Regions from separate parts of the Homo sapiens genome. Here region 2 is linked to region 1. The links are chromatin contacts, found by Hi-C or POLR2A ChIA-PET in ENCODE. All regions are on one chromosome and are shown on one strand. Each heading gives the region's core, a stretch centred on a gene start or an enhancer-like site at or near the end of the contact. The rest is flanking DNA. Distances are from core to core; before and after follow the strand shown.

Evidence for each region. Hi-C counts contacts between places; a loop is a spot of excess contacts on that map. ChIA-PET counts read pairs that join two places held with the same protein, here RNA polymerase II (POLR2A). Pooled maps may share reads with other maps.
Region 2: a map with no recorded cell type shows a loop between it and region 1 (2.7-fold over the local background). The contact joins two enhancer-like sites. A Hi-C loop is called at or near these places in 1 of 168 maps with a recorded cell type or tissue (GM12878), 11 of 37 single-sample maps with no recorded cell type and 10 of 50 pooled maps. POLR2A ChIA-PET finds 5 or more read pairs at or near these places in 3 of 52 experiments (GM10248, GM12878 and OCI-LY7).

Annotation. Positions count from the first base shown.
Region 1 is chr2:196,282,773-196,287,404 of GRCh38, reverse strand. The region is part of intron 14 of HECW2 (HECT, C2 and WW domain containing E3 ubiquitin protein ligase 2); the gene reads left to right. Among named protein-coding and RNA genes, the nearest start is that of HECW2-AS1, 25 kb to the right of the region's middle. Within about 2 kb of position 2,969, at least 2 of the 41 ENCODE cell types and tissues checked have a DNase peak (open chromatin) inside an H3K27ac peak, as active enhancers do.
Region 2 is chr2:196,378,318-196,383,070 of GRCh38, reverse strand. The region is part of intron 2 of HECW2 (HECT, C2 and WW domain containing E3 ubiquitin protein ligase 2); the gene reads left to right. Among named protein-coding and RNA genes, the nearest start is that of HECW2-AS1, 120 kb to the right of the region's middle. RefSeq lists an enhancer at 2,537-2,676. Within about 2 kb of position 2,849, at least 2 of the 41 ENCODE cell types and tissues checked have a DNase peak (open chromatin) inside an H3K27ac peak, as active enhancers do.

The sequences.
Region 1 (4,632 bases), core at 1,720-4,219:
CTTTATAAGTGACATATCATAAATGTCATGAGATTTTAAAAAATAAAAATATACAATGGGAACCATCTTCTTATTTAAAGTGAAATATCTTTCCCATAGTTTGTTGTGTTTTTCCTTACAGAAATCATGTGTTACAATATCTCCCAGCTAAATTGGCTTCCATTGCTATGTCCAAGCTTTGTAACTCTAGAGGTTTTGACTTTGGGTGTCAGATTGGGAGTTTAAGTATCAGAATGGTCCAAATACTCATCTTTGAGAACCACAGCAAATAGCAGTTATGGTTATGAGGACAGATTTTAGAACAGAACAAATATTTGTAGGGTAGAAAGTACCACAGGCTGAGCCTATTTGAGAATTCTCATTTTACCAGACCCTAATAGCCTGTGTGGCTACAGTTGTTTCAGTAATGACCCAGACCCTGGTTTCAATCTTGCATGAAACTGATGGCAACTATTTACTGGGTCAAGTCCTATTTATCTCAGTGAGTAAAGTGCAACTTAATATTTGGAGGCCACAACTTATTATAATTTCAAAAGTCTCTTAGCAAGATAAGTGCTACATTTTGAAAAATATGTTGTCTACTTGACCACCACATTTGTTACTTTTGTGACACATTTTTAATTGCTTAGAAACAACTGATACCTCTTGTGGTGGGTATCTGGTTTAATTACCTTAAGTTATGCAGCAATCTAGCTGTTGATGGAATTAAACTATAAAATGATAGATAGCACATGGTTTTTAAGGACTTCTTGTCTATTTTAAAAGGTAAAAATATGTTAGAAAGAATTAATGCGTAAGTGTACATAGAAGGCAGATGGCAAAAATAAACTGTCTAGGGGTTGTGTACCTTTTTGAATGAGAAAATAGAGCAGAGATCGGTTTTATGAATAAATTTCTGAGTAAAACAGTAGACTCATGGAATCTTGAAGGAATTGCCTAAGTACAGAGATGGTCTTTGCCTTTTCTTTTTTAACAGTTGTCTTTATGACCTGCATGGATTTAAATATATATATATATGACCTCCATCTTAAAATATATATATATGAATATATGATTTCAACATTTCATGGTAATGCACTTCTACTCCACCTAAAATGTGGTAATTTGGATAACTTTATTCCCACTCTTCCACAGCTGTAAGTTGGGAAATGTTGAACAATCAGCTCTCTGTGGCAGGTGGAGAGGAGGGCTGATTTGTAGCACTTGCCAGTTTTGATGGTGTAAATTCTCCCAACATGGTCAATTACATGCTGTCAGCATCACATCAACCTGCTCACAGAATTCCTTAAAATTACAGTCCGCTCTCACAAGCTGGTACAAGCCATCTCCAACATAACACTGGCTCCCCTCTTACAGGTTGAACGCCTAAATACTGTCACTCCCAACATATAAAATACCACTCCCTTAGCTAACATTTTACATCAAAGTGTTGTACTTATATTGTGCTTGTCCACATCTACTAACCGACTGTTTTTGGGACTCTGGCCCAAGTACCACAAATCCCTGTTTCCTCTCCTAGCACCTTTAGAGCTGCAGTCATAGCAGTTAAACGTAATACTTTTCTATAAGCTTTTTTGTGACTGATACAGATGTCATGAAATAATTGGGACTACTGATTCCTTCAAAAGAACCAAGTTAGCATGACGATTTTTTTACTGAGGATAAACTGTATCATTCAGCCCTTTTCATCTCCACTATTTGTGACAAAGAGTCTGTCTAAGACATAAAGAAAATAATAGCATGTTTATTCCTTATAACTGGGGGAATCTTGGGGGAAGGAGCCAGGAGCTGAGAAGAGAGTTATAATTTGGAAGGAAGAGAATGGGTAAGTAAATACAATCTTTAAAAAATGAAAGTAGATTACAATGAGCCTTTTTTTGAGCACTTCCAAGACTTTGTAGGCTAAGACACCAGAATTTACAGCAGATACAATACATAGTGCTTCTGGCTTATCAATTATTGTCCTTTCACTGTTTACATAACTCTTTACAGAAAGAAAAATGGAAGATCGGATGTTCTGTCTTTCTGTAGCGTTCTGTAGCATAGTTACAAGCACTTTTTGTTTTATTTTGTTTATATAGCCTTTTAATATGTATTCCTTAGTGGCAAAATAGTAACTGGAAACGATTTCAAACTTCTTTAACTTAGATTTGTTGAGCCTGAGGTTGGTATTTCTTCATAAATAGTGATGGCTTTTTCTTTTCTTAAAATAATAGAAGTTTTTTTAAAAAAAGAAAAAAGAAAGAATTGTGTAAAGAAAGAAATGTATTTTGTTTGGCTTCACTAAAATACCACTTGGCTCCAACTAGCCCATATTTCCTGACTCTGACTATGCCCTGAAGCAGTGAAAGGGTAGATGTTTTTAAAAATGAGATTCGAGTTTGTGTATTTGCATTCCTTTCAGTTTTTGAGTTGTTAGTTGGCCCAGCACTGTAAAGCTTGAGTGAATTTCCTTAATGAAACTTAGCATTAGGGAATCAATATTGTTCAAAATTTGCTTTGCTAGTAGCCAATGTGAAAAGGATCTATTTTTCCATATTTTTCTTTTTTCATGCCTGCATTCTCGACATACTCTACTCTAGACAGCATTTATTAATATGTGATAGATACTTACATAAATAATTGCAGGCTATTCAAAAACTGTGACATAAAGTGATCCAAATGTACTAGGTCAGCTTCATTGCTGGCTTGAACTAGGTAGCATTTCCTGTGGGAAAGTGATCCATTTTCCTGACATAATTGATATGTGTGTCACAAATAGAAATGGCATGCTTGGACTTTGCATGCTCTTCTCTTCATTTTAAAGTAGAATCTATTTTTCACAATTCAGCTGTGACCTGAGTAATTTCCTTTATGTGAATAAAGCAAAGCACTAAGGAAACCTGTCCAAGGTCACACAGTGGGCCCAGAGCAGAGCCAAAACTCACACCAAGGGATTGCTCCTTAGAAGTGCTATATTCAGTCAGTGCCCTAGCTGTGTGGCTTTGATGGAGGTCTTAATTGAGACTTTTCCCCTAAGTACTTGGCAGATGTAAAAAACATGTGTAAACAATATACACATTCCATTTGACTCTGAAATAGAGCCCCTTGTGGGATACAAATAGGACCTATTCTCCACCCATGGCCATCCTTCCAACAGATTAGCGATGAGAATTGGACGCAGTATGTAGAGCATGCTGTCTGGGATCAGTAGCAGTCTTTCCACTTGAAACTTTGCAGTGTTGAAACTGGTGAGGCCAAGCACTGTGAGTGGCTGTTACCGTCAGCCTCATTCAATACATAATGAAATGTTTTCCTAAAATAAAGTATGATATAAGGTGTGAGGGGAGTGGGAAGAACATAAAAAGGAAAAGATGGTAGGCAGAAAGCAGAATGGAAAAAAGGAGATGATGTATGAAAAGCAGAGAGGTGGGGAAAAAGATATTGCTCATTGGGCTTTGGGGTCAGACAGAAACATGGGTTCAAATCCCAGCTTGGTAAGTTCCAACTGTACATTTCACTTAAATTGGGAATTGTATTCTGGCTGTATTAAAGGTGAATGATAGATATATCATTATTCACCAAATAGGGAAAATCCCTACATATAATGGTGGTTTCTGATTTTACTTTTAGAGAGACTGTCTTTCCTCTGCAGTGTGGAAACTTCACTGTTTCCAGTGGGATTTGATTTGACTGTATTGTAGTGGAAAACCCATATACGTTTTAACATACAAGACTGTATTCTCACCAGGCATGGTGGCTTACGCCTGTAATTCCGACACTTTGAGAGGCCAAAGCAGGTGGATCACCTGAGGTCAGGAGTTCAACACCAGCCTGGCCAACGTGATGAAACCCCGTCTCTATTAAAAATACAAAAAATTAGGTGTGGTAGCGTGGTGGTGCGTGCCTGTAATTCCAGCTACTTGGGAGGTGGAGGCAGGAGAGTCACTTGAACCTGGGAGGCAGAGGTTGCAGGGAGCCAAGATTGTGCCACTGCACTCCAGCCTGGGCAACAGAGCAAGACTCCATCTCAAAAAAAAAAAAAAAAGTGTATTCTCTCACATAAAGAAGTTGAGAGGTAGGCAGTCTAGGGTTGACCAGGGAGTTCATCATGTTGCAAGAGCCCCCATCTCCTTCCAACTTTTTTTTTTTTTTTTTTTTTTTGAGATGGAGTCTTGCTCTGTCACCCAGGCTGGAGTGCAGTGGTGTGATCTCTGCTGACTGCAACCTCTGCCTCCCGGGTTCACGCCATTCTCCTACCTCAGCCTCCCGAGTAGCTGGGACTACAGGTGCCTGCCACCACGCCCAGCTAACTTTTTGTATATTTTTAGTAGAGACGAGGTTTCATCATGTTAGCCAGGACGGTCTCCCTCTCCTGACCTCATGATCCGCCTGCCTTGGCCTCCCAAAGTGCTGGGATTACAGGTGTGAGCCACCACACCTAGCCGCTCCTTCCAACTTTTTGCTCAGCCATCCTTCATTTTGTAAACCAAAAATAAAATTCTAAACCCCTCAACCGTCTGAATGGACCCCTCCTCTCAGCCAAGGACATTCCAAAGTTAACCTAAAAAAGCTAGTTCAGGCCATGATGGAAAGTGGGGGGTTGGATATGCCTTGCAGCTGACCAGCATTAACACCAACACAGAGACCTTA
Region 2 (4,753 bases), core at 1,600-4,099, 96 kb before region 1:
GTTATCTTTCTCCTACCTTGAACCACTCTTCTGACTGATGCTTCTGCCACCAATTTCCTCTTACTGCAATTCATCCCCCATACTGCCACCAGAGCCACCTGTCTTATGAAAAATATAGTTTTGTCCCTGATCATGAAAGTTAAGCTTAGTGAAAAACATTTAAAATACAGAAAATAGAATAAAATGAAAGCTACTTGTGGTCCTGCTACCATTTGCAATATCATTTTTACTAGTATTGAGGCTGGTTACATTTCTAAAGGTCAGGGTTATCATGGAGCTACCCTGGTTTAGAACATTCATGTAAAGCAAGTGCCATTTCCGTTGGAAATGCAGTTGCTGTAGATGCTTTTTAAAGCCAGGTTATTTATAAATAATGAAGACAAAGTAGGGCACGTATTGCTACAAGACAGAGAATACAATCCGCTATTATATTGTACAGACTCTCATTCTATCCTTTTTCATGTTATATACCTATTCAGAAATTCTTTCTGGGGTTTACTTAGGGCTTCATCAACTAGAGATTTACAAAATCTGAATACATCTCTAGTTTCTAATTTTTTAAAAAACTGTAAGATAATGTTATTACATGTTTTTTTTTTGCCCTATGTGAATAACCAGAGGCCTTTTTTCGATTAAGTAATATAGTCATTTGGCCCAAAAAACTTTCTAAATGCAAAGAAGTAGTTTGACAGGTTTCCTTTCAACCTCTCATGCATTTCCAAATTTTTCCCTTTTTTTCTCACAGGTAACAATGCTCATTAGTTTCAGGTTTATTCTTTCAAAGTTTTTATACATATATGGATGGATATATATTCCACACATGTATATATATATATATATACACACACACACACATACTATATGTATATACACACACACATATACATACATGTATATCAATAAGCAAATACAACTATGTAGAAATTTTCACCTCTTTTAATATAAAAAATAGCAAAATATATGCACTATTCTACACTTTGTTTCACTTATATATTGTTCAGATTTTTCCAGGTCAGAACATAGAAAGAGTCCCATTCTTATATATGTGCACACTTTTATTGTTGAGATGTAACATAATTTATTAACTGGTATATTTGATGGGTTAAGTAGTGGACATTTAAATTGTCTCCAGTTTTCTCTATTACAAACAAATAGTGCTGTAATGAATAATCATACATATATGTATATATTTAAATCACATTAGTGTTTTGTCTTGCTTAATATTACGTTTAATTTTATTTCAGTTTAAACTAGTTAAAGACTAATGTCAGCTGTGTCCTGCAGTAGATTTCTGCAGGAAATCTGGCAGTTTAGGAAAGCTGTCTTCTTTATATCACACTAGACTTCTAGTCATGGTCCACAGAGAACCTTATCATGGGGATGTTGCCTTACTAATGACCCTTATAACCTCAGCTGGGTCTGATTTCTGGGAAACTCTTGCCCTCCTGGTAGGAGGCAAATGTCTGCTTCCTGACTTCCCAGAACTTTTCGTCTACTTTTATTTATTATAATATAAGGAACATTTTCTGGCTATTAATAGACTGGAACCTGCTTCTTTATAATCCTGACGCTATGAGAAACCAGTGACCTGCTTGAAAATTTCACTGTTGGTTGATTTTGGGTAGAATTTTATATGGACATTGATTTTACTTTATTTTTCTATACTGATTTACAACTTATTAACAGCTAAGGCACCAAAGCATTATGAAATGAAGATAAAACCTTCATAGAAGCTACTATCATAGTCCACATGGTTAGTAGGACATGCTGAATTTAATCATTTTTCTAGTAGGAGGGATGACTTTGTGCTGAACTGATCCTTAGACTCAGTGACGTGAGAACCATGTGGGGTGATTGGTGAGGTTCATGGTCACAGAACAGTGTCTTAAGGGACTTTAGACTTTCTAAAGAGCATCATGCTTTAAGCAACTGTGCTTATTGTAAATGGCAGCTGAGAAGCCGGGTAGGGTTTTCCTACGGGGCTTAGGTCAGGGGTTTTCTTACCCCAATCTAATCTTCAAGGGATGATTGTGAGGAGAAGCACTTCGGGAATGGTAGAGTGAGAACCCCCACCACCACATTCTGCTCCCCAAAAAAGCAATGAAAACACTGGAGAAAATTGCAAAAGTCAACTTTTTTAGAACTCTGGAAATCAGCCAAAAGCTTTCAAGTACATGAGGAGCATTTATTCAAGAAACAGGTTGAACTCAGCACAGTAGGCTTTGGCTGTGTAACATTTTATTATGACTTGCCTTTTATCATTCCTGTCTCCCCAGCTCTGCAATAACTGAAAACCAGAAGCTCTGCAACCATGGTAGTCATGAAAACAAACACACCTTACGAGCCACTAACGGCAGCAGAATGGGTTTGGAGCTTCCCCAAAAACCTCATCCCTGTTAGAGAATTGTCACTACCTGACATGTCTGGCAGCTCTCTGGAAAAGCCCCATTTGCAGGACTTTCGTTAACCTGGCTCATAGCTTCTTTGGTGCAAACAACCCTATCACCAGAACACTTTTCAAAAACAACCAATGACAGTTGTTTAACACTGCACTTACCTGAGGTGGCAATACCACTTGGGGCACATAAGGGACTAACAGAAAAAAACGGAAAAGGACAATATAGAGAAAGAGATGTGCATAGCAGGCTTTGAAAAGCTCAAATATATTCCTGGGAATTGGGAAAGCCAAATGCATACAAAGGGCTGTGTGCATACCCAGGAGAGACCTTATTTTCTTCTGTGCCTGACCTTCAGGCTCTGTGCAAGCAGGAAGTAAAAGTTAAGGCAGAGCTATAAACTGCTTAGAGTACTGAAGGAGTGTTCCATCAAACACACACAGCCCATCAGCAAAGGCTGGGGGACTTACTGATTGAGTGCATTTAAGCAAATCTTTGTGCATTTGTTATCCAACCACTGAGTGAACTGAGCAGGGACTTAAATAGCCACACAGGACAACTGCTTCACCCCTATGAACTTCTAATAGGGATATTTTCTTAAATAAGCAAAATGTCTTTATTATGCTTAATATTATACACAAGAATTATCTAATATTAAAATTTCACTGTTTCTCAAAAATAATTGATTTAAGCAAAATCCAGTTAACAATTTATTTATTATGTCACCTTTAATGTAGAGCAGTACCTTCTCCCCTCATCCTTTTTTTTTTTTTTTTGCTGGAGAATAGCATACATGCAGAGAAGTAAAATCATCATAAATTTATGGCTCTTGCATCTTCTCAGTAACACTCTTCCTTAAAGGTAACCATTGTCCTGACTTCAAACACCATAGGCTAATTATGTCTCTTTTATTGTTTTATTGAGGAATTGCACATATTTAGGAAAGTCCTTAAGGTGCCATAATCTTTTTGTTTTTTTTTTTTTTTTTTTGAGACGGAGTATTGCTCTGTCGCCCAGGCTGGAGTGCAGTGGTGTGATCTCAGCTCACTGCAAGCTCTGCCTCCCGGGTTCATGCCATCCTCCTGCCTCAGCCTCCTGAGTAGCTGGGACTACAGGCGCCCGCCACCACGCCTGGCTAATTTTTTGTATTTTTAGTAGAGACGGGGTTTCACCATGTTAGCCAGGATGGTTTCGATCTCCTGACCTCGTGATCCACCCGCCTCGACCTCCCAAAGTGCTGGGATTACAGGCATGAGCCACCACGCCCAGCCAAGTTGCCATAATCTTAAGTGTACTGTGTAATGAACATTTACGTATGTGTAGACCTGTATAACTGCCACCCAGATCAGGACATAGAGTATTCTCAGCACCTCAAAAGTCCTTCTCATACTCCCAATCACAGCCTCCTTAAGGCTTGATTGTAGGTTAGTTTTGCCTGTTTTTGAACTGTAAATAAAAATAGACTTATTTAGAGTGCATTAGTTTTATCTGACTCTTTTCACTATCATTTTTTCCTTTCATTTTTCACAGTGCCAGTGACAACTGTATCTGTTGTCCTTGAGAATGTCTCACATTCAGGATTTGTTTTTTTTTTTGCTCACTGGTATTGTCTTTTAACTTGTTCCACTGACTCCCTTATTTCTTATAAATTGGAGGTTAACCAAAAGGGTCTTGAATATCATCAAGTTAATGTTTTTCCCCAAGGATGCTTCTTTGGTGGTGCTGTGTACTTCATGTTGCATTCCATCAAAAGTTACACAAGAGTCTGACTGCCCCATTCTTCGTGATGCTAAGATTGATTAGTGGGTTCAAGTTGTGGCAGCGTAATGTCTTCGTTAGAATGTTTCTCATTGATTTTTTTGTCTAATGTTTTCAAATATATTATTTTCTTATGCATTGAAAAATTATGAATTTTGTAATTATCTTATTTCTTCTGTACTTATTTCCTGGAATTCTTATGTAAAAAGCACTTCTCCTCATGGCTTGTTAGTACCTTTGAAATACTGTTCATTCTGGAAAAGCAAAATGATGCTTAATTCTTTAATTTTCAATGACAGTTTTCAGAATATGTGGGCATTGGTGCCCTAGTTATTGTCAATTGTGACTAATGAGTTTTACTTTTATTTTATTTAGGGGCTACATATATTTTAATATTGCTATGAACTCGTGTTTAAACATTTTATTTTCATGTGTTCTAATGAATTGCAGGGTTTTGAAAATATTCTAATTGGGCCAATGGGGAAAGCTATACAAGAAGGTGTTTTAAGAGTAGTTTTATATTTTATCCCTGGTATCTCCACTCTGAACACTTATTCTCTCTGTAGGTAACCATTTGTGGTGGCTTCTTCTTTATCATT